Linked DNA regions of Homo sapiens: region 2 is linked to region 1. A link is an interaction called in ENCODE POLR2A ChIA-PET data of the cell type or tissue named here. Cell type or tissue: GM12878. All regions are shown on one strand. Links, peaks and the distances in the headings refer to the core of each region. The heading gives the core; the rest is flanking DNA.

Region 1 (5,395 bases), core at 321-5,320:
TTGAAAGTTTCCCAAGTGATTCTAATGAGAAGCCAAGGTTGAGAACTGGGGCCCCAGGTGCATGTCAATGAAGCCTTGCATCTCAAAGTGTGGTTTTCAGACTAGCGGCATCCACATCACCAGGAAGCTTGTTAGAAATGCGCAAACTCAGACCCCACCTGGACCTGACTAATCAGAATCTGCATTTTAAATAAGATCTTCCAAAGGATTCTTGTTCACGTAAAGTTTGAGAAGCTCTGAAACACGGAGTCCTCTCACCCAGCTCACATCAGAGGAAGTATTACCAGATCTTACCTTTGCTTCAGGGATTTTCTTTCCTAAAAGACCAGGATTTAAGACAAAATGAGGAACTCATTACCTATGACCTTTCCCCCAAAACAGGGGTTTTTACTCCTACATTGCAGGCATGAGTCTGAGAACCCTTCACTCATTGTCCCCATCCTTTTCTCCTCTCTATCTTCTCAGACTCAGTTTTCATCTCCAGACACAGCCTTCATCACACCTATTTATTAATGCCAAGGATTCATACTCTGATTCAAGTAAAGACAGGAGGCAGGATCAATGTCTTAGTAAAATTCAGAAAAATGAAACTCCTCTTTTAAAATATGTTAGCACCTGGTTTCTCCCTAAATTACCCTAACACACAAATGTGTTGAGTATTAAAATAAAATCTTTATCCACTACAGGCTGGAAAGTGGAAAGTAACATTGAAGGGATGCCTAATGATTTGGAAAAAGAAAAAGATCCAGCTGCATTAGTGAAGAAATTATGAGGTGTCTATGACCAGAGAAACATGAAATGTGCTAATTGAATGCCCTCAGATGCCATTATCAGTGAGGCCCCTCCAGAGCCAGCAGCACAGGCTCATCTGAGCAGAAACCTGAGCTAACAGCAAAGAGAACTGTCTTGATGGCCTAAGTAGGGTTCTAGGGTGCATGAGTCAGCAGGCGAGCGTCCTTGTGCATGGGAGTTCATTAGGAATCTTCCATAATCAAGAGTGAAAATCACCTCTGGTTGAGTGTGCCATTATGTATTTGAAACCCAGAGAGAGGACAAGTTTTATTTTTAGAGAGAACAATAACAGCCATATTAGGAATACGTGCATGCACACATTGCAGTCATGTACACACGCACACACCCACACACACTCCAAATCACAACTCTTGTTACTCCAAATGTATTCCATGAACCAGTAGCATCAGCATCATCTGACCCCACCCTGTACCTACAGTTTACGCATCTGCATTTTAACAAGATGCTCAGGTCATTTGACGCACTTTAAAGTTCGAAAAGAATTACTATAGACCAGTGGTTCACAGCTTTGGCTGTGCACTAGAATCACTCAGGAATTTCAATATGCAGCAAATTTTGACAGCCAATGGTCTAAAATCAAAGATAAAATTATGCCCTCTCTTTTCCCTTCAAATTGAGCCCTTTCACCACTTTTAAAACAGGTCTTTGATGTGCAAGAGAAATGCTTTAACACTGCTATTGAAAGATAACTCTTAGACAAGATCAGGTGCATTCAGGGTGGTATGGCCATAGACAGCTAATGGCTCCTCTAAAGACTAACTTTATTCTCTTCTAGTAATTATGTCTTTAGCTATAAGCTTACTGAGAATACAAACCGTGACTTACTTTGTATAATATCAGATTTCAGGCAAACCAAAGGGCTTGGGCCAGCATCAATGCTTAACCAATGTTTGTAATTAATGATAAATTACTGATAATAAGTGAAAGCTCAGAATTCTGCCTTCTCTGTGCTATTCATTTTTTTGTACATTTCAATTATGGAAGACATTGTTAGGATTATATCTCTTCATAAATATTAGAAGCTCTTTGAAATGCAGGAACACATTACTTCTTCTCCCCCCCATCCAAATATATAATATATTAATAAATACAGAGCATATATTCAGTGACTCTAAATCTCATTTAATATCCTTAAGTTTTGATGAAACTAGAAGGCAGGATTTTTACATAAGAACATTTGAATTTTTGTAATTATGAAGCATGCATTACTGGGAGTTTGCTGCATTTTACATAAGAACTTTTTAATTAATGAGAATTCCTCAGGAATGAAAAAACAGCTGTCAATAATAATTTTCTTAAAACTAATGTCTTCTAAGATATGTCATAGATTTAGAATATATTCAACAGAGTACACTGCACTTTACTTTCTATAAATCTGTGCAGTGAGTTTCTGTGTTTGGAATGATTACACTAGACAAGGGGTTGGCAAATGTTTTCTGTAAAGGACCAGGTAGTAATTTTTTTTTCTTTGTTTCACCAGCCATGCAGCCTCTGTCACACCTATCTACTCTGATATTGAAAACAGCCGTAGACAATAAGTAAGCAAATTCTTGTACTTGTGTCCTAAAAAACATTATGAGAACAGGTGGATTTGGCCCACAGGATATAGTTTTTCAACCCCTACAGCTGGATTATGTTAAGAGGTAAATGTGGAGTAAATTATACTTACAAAGGCAAAATAAATTAGTTTTGGTAGAAACTAGAGTATAAACAACTGCCAAACAATGCAAACACACATACTTAGATACTATTTTCACAGAGAAAAGGAAACTATAAATCCTTACCAAATCTTTCAGAGCTAATGTGGGGGTGGAGAGTGAGAAAATGCTCTGTTAACTTGTAACCTTAAGAAATATATAATTAACCAGGACATGATATTACTCAAATAGTCATATTATTCACAATTTTCTGTAAAGATCGTAGCAACAAAAGACTGTAGGATGACTTCTTCTCCACTATGGAGAGAATCAAGTGATGACTTCAGTAAGTGAACTGGAAACATAACCCACCTTAGTTTTCCAGCGGAAGTAGGGCAACGAGAAAGTCAGCCAGGAGCTGATGGAAACACCTATAGTCAAAATAATGTCTGTTATACTGTAAAAGCTCTTAGTCTTTTGATTTGTGCATTGATCAAAGACCATTTCAGGGTTGAAACTGTTGAATCCTAAGTGGATAGGTAAAGAGCTTCAGGTTCCCTGGTAATTTGGAGATTCCTTCCCTCAGAGGACATAGTAATTAGCCAGGAGGATACTCAGCCAAACCTAGTATGCTATTGTGGGTCTCTTAACAATGTCTAACTCAATGGCCTTCACCACTCATGACACCAAATGCACACACAAGAAAATGGATTTCTCTAGCAAATAAGATGTTAAAATATTAGCTTGGTCTTAACAGATGGTCCTCCAAGTTTAATCTGGTTTGATAATTTCAGAAGACATAAATTTTTGTTTGATCAGAATTGATTATCAGAGCACACTCCTGGTTAAATATTCTGGATTTGAAAAAGAAATTTAGTTTCACTCAGGGGTTCAGCAAGCTGGTGTCTGGTTTGTTGTTGTGATGGTGGTAGTGGTTTTCTTGTGGGGTTCGGTTTAAGACCCACCTATTAAGCTCTTTACCATCTCCTTCTTTCTTCCTCATTCTAGAAGTATTTCTCCTCCAGAGCAGAAGGTGTTTAAACAACACGTGCTAATGAGCTAGAAAGAAGCATCTATTAATTTGGTAACGGACAAGCAGTAGTTACATATTTCGGCCTGAGAATTGGATGTTGCTTTAGAGGCGATGAAGAATCTCTAAGGAAGTTTCTTAGATTTAAACCTCCCTTACAATTTCTGGCTTCATGTTAAATATGTAACAGTTTCCCTCTCATACCATTTTGTGGAAATTGGTAATGTAGATGGCCATTTACAAAATGGGAACTGGGGTGAATACACACATGACTTTGCCTGGGACATCTCACATTTCTATGCCAATTATTTTATTAAATTCTCACAATATCCCTTGGAGAGTTTACCTTTGGTTTTCACTTTATAGATGAGGAAACTTAGTATAAGAGAACTGGAGTTACATGGATTGTAAATAGCAAAACCTAGATCTTAACCTATGAGAATGATTCTAAAAGAATGTTCAACCACAATGCTCCATTTCTCAATTAAAAGCTACAGTATACTGCAAAGTGCCAGGGAATTGTTCATCTCTTCTGTTTGGGAGAAATTGTATTTGGAGAGTAGGTAAGAGACAAAGTTAGAAAGAAAGGTGGAAGCTGCATAAATATAATTTTATAAGCAATATTAAAATTTCTACATCTTTATTCTCCTTAGTTGGCTTAGTCTGGGATATGACATGAAGTTAAAACGTGCATTTCTAGAGGGGGTTGTGCACATATGTATACATCCAGGTCTGTAGGTGAAGAAGAAACTGTGAAGAAACTAGCAAGAGACAAGGTGGTATTTGCCATTAAGTTTACAATGAGGACCGTAATGTGTTCCAGTTAATACCTGTTGTAGATCAAATACTATGTCTTCATTATTTTAGTGCCTTTTCCCCCTTTCACTCTCAAACATTTCCCAGTTTGGGCAATAAATTGTATTGCAGTCGTATCTATAATAAAATATTCAAATAATTTCATTTTTGTTTAAGTGCTTTTGAGGCTTTATTGAAATCTTAATGTATCCTTAAATATTTCTTGGAATATTTTATTTCTAGGAAAACAGACTTGATCATTCCTTCAGATATTTGTTGAAAGCACTGAAACAGCCACTGAAGGGTGGGAATGAATCCACAAATGAAGGTGACAGCCTATGAGCAAAAGCGATAATGACGAGATGATTATAACAGAGGTAGGTAGAGCCATTTCCGGAAAGAAGAGGTTTGATCAAGGATAGGAGCTTTGTCCTGGACATAAAATATGTGAACAAGAGTTTATGTGGTGGTCGTTGTAGCCGAAGAATATTGTAGAAAAACAAGTGAGCAAAAACATACAAGCCCTCAGCAAACTGAAGGCTATCATGGGCCAGAGTAAGGGGCCAGCTCTTTCTGCCTCCAACGCCGAGCGGCAAGAGGATAGAGAGAGGGGAAAAAAGCAGCAGGAACTTCTTTCAGTTTCTCTGGTCATACATAAGGACTCTCCTTTCTTGGAGTTTTGGATACCTGACCAGCCACCACTGCAATTGTCACCACCACTGCCATAGAATTTCCTGGGAGATAGAACAGTAGAAAACATAAATTCTCTTTGATCCCATGAGGCCCCCTTTCTCCTTCTTTAGACTAAAATTAAGTGGGTTTTCTTGGAGTTCATTTTGTCTGTACCTGATGTATAGTTCCTGTTTTCCAGCTGTCTCGGTCCTGCAGCAGGAGATGCCAGAGGGGAAAAGTGGTTCAGTAGTACTTCAGGTTCTGGTTTCTTTCGTTAATCTACCTGCTGCTACTTACTTTACAGGCTCCTCAGAGAAATGCTACATACATTCCATCCAGGGTTTTAACTTCCTTCATAGAGAGAGACAGAGTGGAATATGTTTACTCCACCTTGACTAGACATCCCAGAAAGGACGGGATATCCCAGAAAGGATGTCTTCATTACTGT
Region 2 (5,395 bases), core at 207-5,206, 67 kb after region 1:
TCTTCAGTAAAAATTTCTTATCACAGTTTAGTTGTTAACAATAATCATTTTTGATACAAAGGTAAACAGAAATACCAAAGAAGCATTTTTTGCATTACCAGGGCCTGATGGTGACTGCTTTGTTATATGTAATATTTGTGTTAAAATTGAAAAGCTGAATACTTATTAGATTCTGCAATTGAGAATATTACCAAAAACATGAATTTTGGTCCCACTTTTAAGCTATTATTCTATTGTGATAATTTGTTAGTCTAAATAAAGGTCTACATCTAAATCCCAGAAAATGATGGCCTAAACCTGGGCCCCTGTGCAATGGGAGTGATGTGTGAATCAAACACACTTATGAAACCCAAGTGTTCTCTGTATACTGAAGGGTACTAATGACTTTAATAAGACTGAAACGTTGTGCTTAAAGCAAACTGATTGACCTTGACAACAGAAGTGTAAACAAGAGTCTAATGAATATTAATTTTTCTTCTTTCCTGCATTAGCTGTAGCTGTTGACTGATTAGCTCTGACACCTACATGGTCAAATTAACAAGCACATTTGTAAGACATTTTCCATTGTTTATAATGTCAACAAAATTTCTGAACCTTGGTAGGTGACTATTAGTAAGTTATCATCATTTCTTAGAAATCTACCAGATTACATTTAAAACAATCGCATATTTTAGCTCCCATAATGTATAAGATGCATATTTTGAAATGGATGCATATAGTTCCAATAATTTATGATGGGATTTCAGAGGCTAAGCCAAAATGTAATAATTATTCCATTATTAGACTTACACATGAGCTGGATTAGTTATCAGCAGCATTGATGCAGGGCAGGTTTGATGTATCCTGAGCTACCATATTGAACTAAGTGCCATTTCCCATTGTGCCCTTGCCATCTGTATAATGACATCAAAGGAGAGAAGGCAGGAGCAGATGGCATCAATGGCATACAAGAGCAAAAGTCACACCCACAGCATGCTGCTGAGTAATGAAAGTGAGGTGATGTGCAGGCAGAGAGCAGACGGAAATTAAGAAAGGTCATGGTGGTGCTATGGACTGCTTAGCTCCTACCATCATTACAAGAGCAGCATGCTCCACTCATTCCTACCTTCCTTTTTATGAGAAATGCTCTTCTACCATTCCTAGCATGTGCTTCTAGCAGGGGTTGTCGTGTTTTACAGGACCCCCTTCTTTCTGGCCATAGTTGATTATCCAGGAGGTCAGACCCTGACCCCATTTGGACCCCTTTTGTCCAGAATTTGAACTAGGTAAAAAGAAGTATTCTCTCTTCAATTAAGGAGGGACACAAGATGAAAATGTGCGATCTGTCAGTAGTCATGTCTCCAGCCATGAGTAGAGACCCATTCATTCTACAGTGAGAATGACAAATGACATCACCATGAGGTGAAAAGCGAAGACAGGAAATATTTGAGGCTGGGTTTCAAAGAGTAAAAAATATCTGAAATGGAATAGAGATGGAACTCAGTTGAAACTGTTTCTATTGATCCCTGTTCATGCAAGTAAAGACATAAACTTTTACAGGCCATAGTGGAAATGTGTAAAAACTACAGCCTCCAACCTTGTCAGCAACAGTCAAGACTGGCCAGAGCAGCACCTAGATCATTTTCTTCCCCCTATCTAAACCTGTAAAATAGGCTGGGCCTTTTTATAGTTAGCCACTTTTCTCCCAACAAGGAAGACAATTTAGCTTATGCCCAACAATGCCTGACTGTCTTCAAATTTTACTTCATTCAGAAAACTGATTTGGGACTCTTGAAGTGTTTGATTAATACTCTAGATCTAGTAGAAGCAGACCACTACTATAAATAGATCCTTAGAGATCAAAACATTGGAATGGTTGGGTTCTCTGTTGTAAGCATAATGTGGGTTATCTCTGCAGAGGATTAGAGTTAGGGAGAGAGGTAGTAAGCAAGAGGGAATCTTCAGTGCATCTATATTGATTTCATTATTTTATAGTGATAACATTGTAATAATGATGTGTGAAGTTTCCTGGTAAATAATGTATATATATTACTTCATTATATTCTGGCAACAACCCCATAAGGCCAATACTAAAATCATCACCATTTTATAGATGAGGAAACTGGGCCACTGCCAGATGAACTTACTCAAGGTCATATGACTAATAATTGACAGATCCCAGGTGCTAACAAGATAATCTAGAGTCTGTGCCCTTAACTGCTATGTCCTACTATGTCTAACATGAAGGAAATTTATTCATGTATTAGTTTTGTTAATATCAAAGTAATAAAGGCTTTATATTTTTATAAGTTTGGAAACATGTACACCAAAATGTGAACAGTAGAAATCAATTTTTAAATATTAGGGATAATTGTTATTTTATTTATTATTTTAAAAATTGTTATTTATTCTTTCCAAATAGGTATGCTTTACTTCTGCAATAAGAAAAAATACCATAAGTTTTCATAGTAACACAATTCAAACCATCTTGTGAGACTTTCCACTCTGTCACAAGGGAACTCTAAAGTATGCAGCAGCTTCCTTTCCAACTGGTAATTGGGTCATTCTGTTCTATGCTGATTGGCAGCAAGAGTAAGATTTTGCAGAGATGTTGCACATGTTCTTTTTAACCCCTCTGGCACAGTGTGCTATTTGGGAAAATGTATGTTATACCAAATAAATATGAAGATAGATGTAACAAGGTTGGTTTGCAACTGATACCTGATTAATACTATAAAGTATGAGCCCTGAAAATTTTCTCATGGTACAGTGAATATAATATCTGTAATTTCTGTAATCTCTGTCTGGGAAAAGTCATGCCTAACAACTTGACTAATACGGAGTAGCAGCATGAAACTGAAAAGAACATGAGATTGGGAATTAGCAGACTGAGATTTATGGAGAATGGGTAATTTATCCTGTTAGAAAAGGTTTTAATTCCAACGGACCTTAAATTTTGTGACCTTGTGCAAGCCATTTAATCCTGTTGGCTCTTAGTTTTCTTGTAAATATTTAGTAGATTTTAATTTTAAAATTATAATATTCCATGATTATATGCTAATATATTTGGTCATGTCTGAGGAACTCACTGTTATACTTTTGATTAAAAGTGAAATTTCCTGATCATTCAAAAACTGAAATTTCCCATCTTTTGGACAGATGTATAACACTCCCTCAGGGAAACAGGCTGCTATAGTTACTTAAATGTGTTTTTTTTTTTTTATCTAAATGAAAGTCAAGTATACACATCTGAAAAGGCAGGGCTGGCTGGTGAAAGTAACCCATGAGACATGTGAGTTTCAGGCTTGTTATCAACAGCACAATGGATGCCAGCTTTCAGCTCACATAGAGTAAGCAGCATTTAATATTGATAGCTTCAAGTCAATGGTTTCTGACACAGATTCTAGCAGAAAAGAAAACAGACATGTATAAATATTAGTTTCTGCCTGAAGACAGTTTATTTAGTAATGGGATGGCCTATTTCTAAAAAACTTTATTTATCTCTCTAAAAAGAAAACTGAAAGTAAAAGGGATCAGTTCTCAAAACATGGAAATTGCTAATGAACACAGGGGAACTTGAGAGTAAAGGAAATGTTCTATTTCTTGATTATGGTGGTGGTTACATAAGTGTATACATTTGCCAAAACATTTAACTGTATAATTAAGGTGGCTGTATTTGATTATATCAATAAAGTTGATTTTTTAAAGAAACCTCATGGGTACATGTCAGCATATTCATATAGATTCCTTTTCATTTATTTGTGCTAAAGATAATCAAAAATCCCAAAATGCTTAACTTAAAATATGCCTACCTTTCAACTCAGAAATTTCAGCTCAATAAATTATCATTGTAACGAAACACTAACTGATGAGAACTAAAATTTATTTTCAAGGATGTTCCCTGCAATGCTGCTTATAATAGCAAAAAAAAAAAAAAGATACAATGTAAATTAACTATGGAGAATGGCAGCCGGGTGAATAATTAAGACCCCAGACACTGAAGCCAGGATCTTCAGTTCAAATCCTAACTGTTGCTTAGTAGCTGGAAACGTTAACAGTTTCTTAACATCTCTTGCCTTAGTTTCCACATTTCTAAAATGGGGTTAATAATGGTGCCTATTTAGCGGTATTATTATGAGGATTAAATAAGTTAATATTTGGAAAGTGCTTAAAACCATGCCTCACATATAATAAGTGCTGAATATGCATCATTAAAGTGAGCAGTGTTTTTCTTCTTAAAAAGCAGGGTTCTAGCCTTACAATAGTTAAATTTAATATAATTTCTTCCACTAGGTCTATGCTAACATAATAATCTTATACTAAGTGGATCTGAATTTTAAGAATAAAAATAATATGTTATTTTTATTAAATAACTTTTTTAATGAGTAGTACCTTAAGATTTGTGAAGATCTGATATGTGGAACTTTATTTAAGAGCAGTCTAAATGCTGTCTTCTTCAGAATAGTATGTATACTGTGCTATCTTTTTGTAAAAAAGGAGGAATATAAAGGTACTTGTGATTTTTTTAAATGAATGAGTAAACCGAAAATAAATATAAATGGTTATCTATCTATAAGGTGAGATGAAAGAGATGAAAGCTAAACTTTTCTGAAAGCAATTAGTTTTATACCTTTGTCTTTGGACTCATGTAAATGTTTTATATAACAAAAAAATTAACCTAACATTTAAAAAAATTTCTAAAAAATAAATAAAAATGAAACAAATCAATATAACTATGTAAGTTGTTGGCTTAACCACACAGATAGTAATTAGTCTAATGACTTTAATTATGTATATGCTTTATCTGTAACTATAAATCTATATATTTATAAGTATATTTACATATAATTAAAATAAACATTGATATATCACATGTATATTTAGTAACACATATTTAGTGGAATACTAAAGACAAAAACTATAAATAAATCAAACAATATTTAGTAATTATATTGCTGGTAATAATATTGGTATATAATTTTGAAGTTTTACATTGCTAGCATAAAGCAAAGAAATAATACATTTATGTCATTAATAACAGATTTTTCAGTATATGAGAAAGGAACTACAACTGTAAAATCAAATAAGTTAAATAAAAATTCTGAATTTATGTTGGAAATATTACTATGAACTCATGATGTAATTTTTTGAAAACGTAAATATTTTCTACTTCTGTCTGTTGGAAAGGCCTAGAAACAGTGACCAATCCTGTGGCAATGAGCACCTTTAGTGCTCAGATTATGGTTTCTAAAGACCACTTCCCATTGAAAGGAAACAGGGTTCCTTGGAGAAATGGCTGATTGTAGACATGAGTAAGTACAAAATGAGGCTCTTGTCATTCCAGAAAGCAAGGAATCCCATGAAGATATCAGAGGAGAGTCAAAAGGAACATAAAGCCAACTTGAAGGACTCCCTT

The links. Peaks named below come from ENCODE experiments on the same cell type or tissue, not always from the same donor. Only the 100,000 strongest peaks of a DNase experiment are listed, where the experiment ranks them.
Region 2: POLR2A ChIA-PET joins it to region 1 with 7 read pairs; 2 of 35 experiments call an interaction of 5 or more read pairs at or near these places.

Annotation. Positions count from the first base shown.
Region 1 is chr3:28,081,765-28,087,159 of GRCh38, forward strand. No RefSeq gene overlaps it. Among named protein-coding and RNA genes, the nearest start is that of LINC01967, 56 kb to the left of the region's middle. RefSeq lists a silencer at 90-139. In GM12878, for the core only: no CTCF peak of the experiment used is centred there; no DNase peak of the experiment used is centred there.
Region 2 is chr3:28,148,536-28,153,930 of GRCh38, forward strand. No RefSeq gene overlaps it. Among named protein-coding and RNA genes, the nearest start is that of CMC1, 90 kb to the right of the region's middle. RefSeq lists a silencer at 3,223-3,292. In GM12878, for the core only: no CTCF peak of the experiment used is centred there; a DNase peak (open chromatin) is centred at 3,286.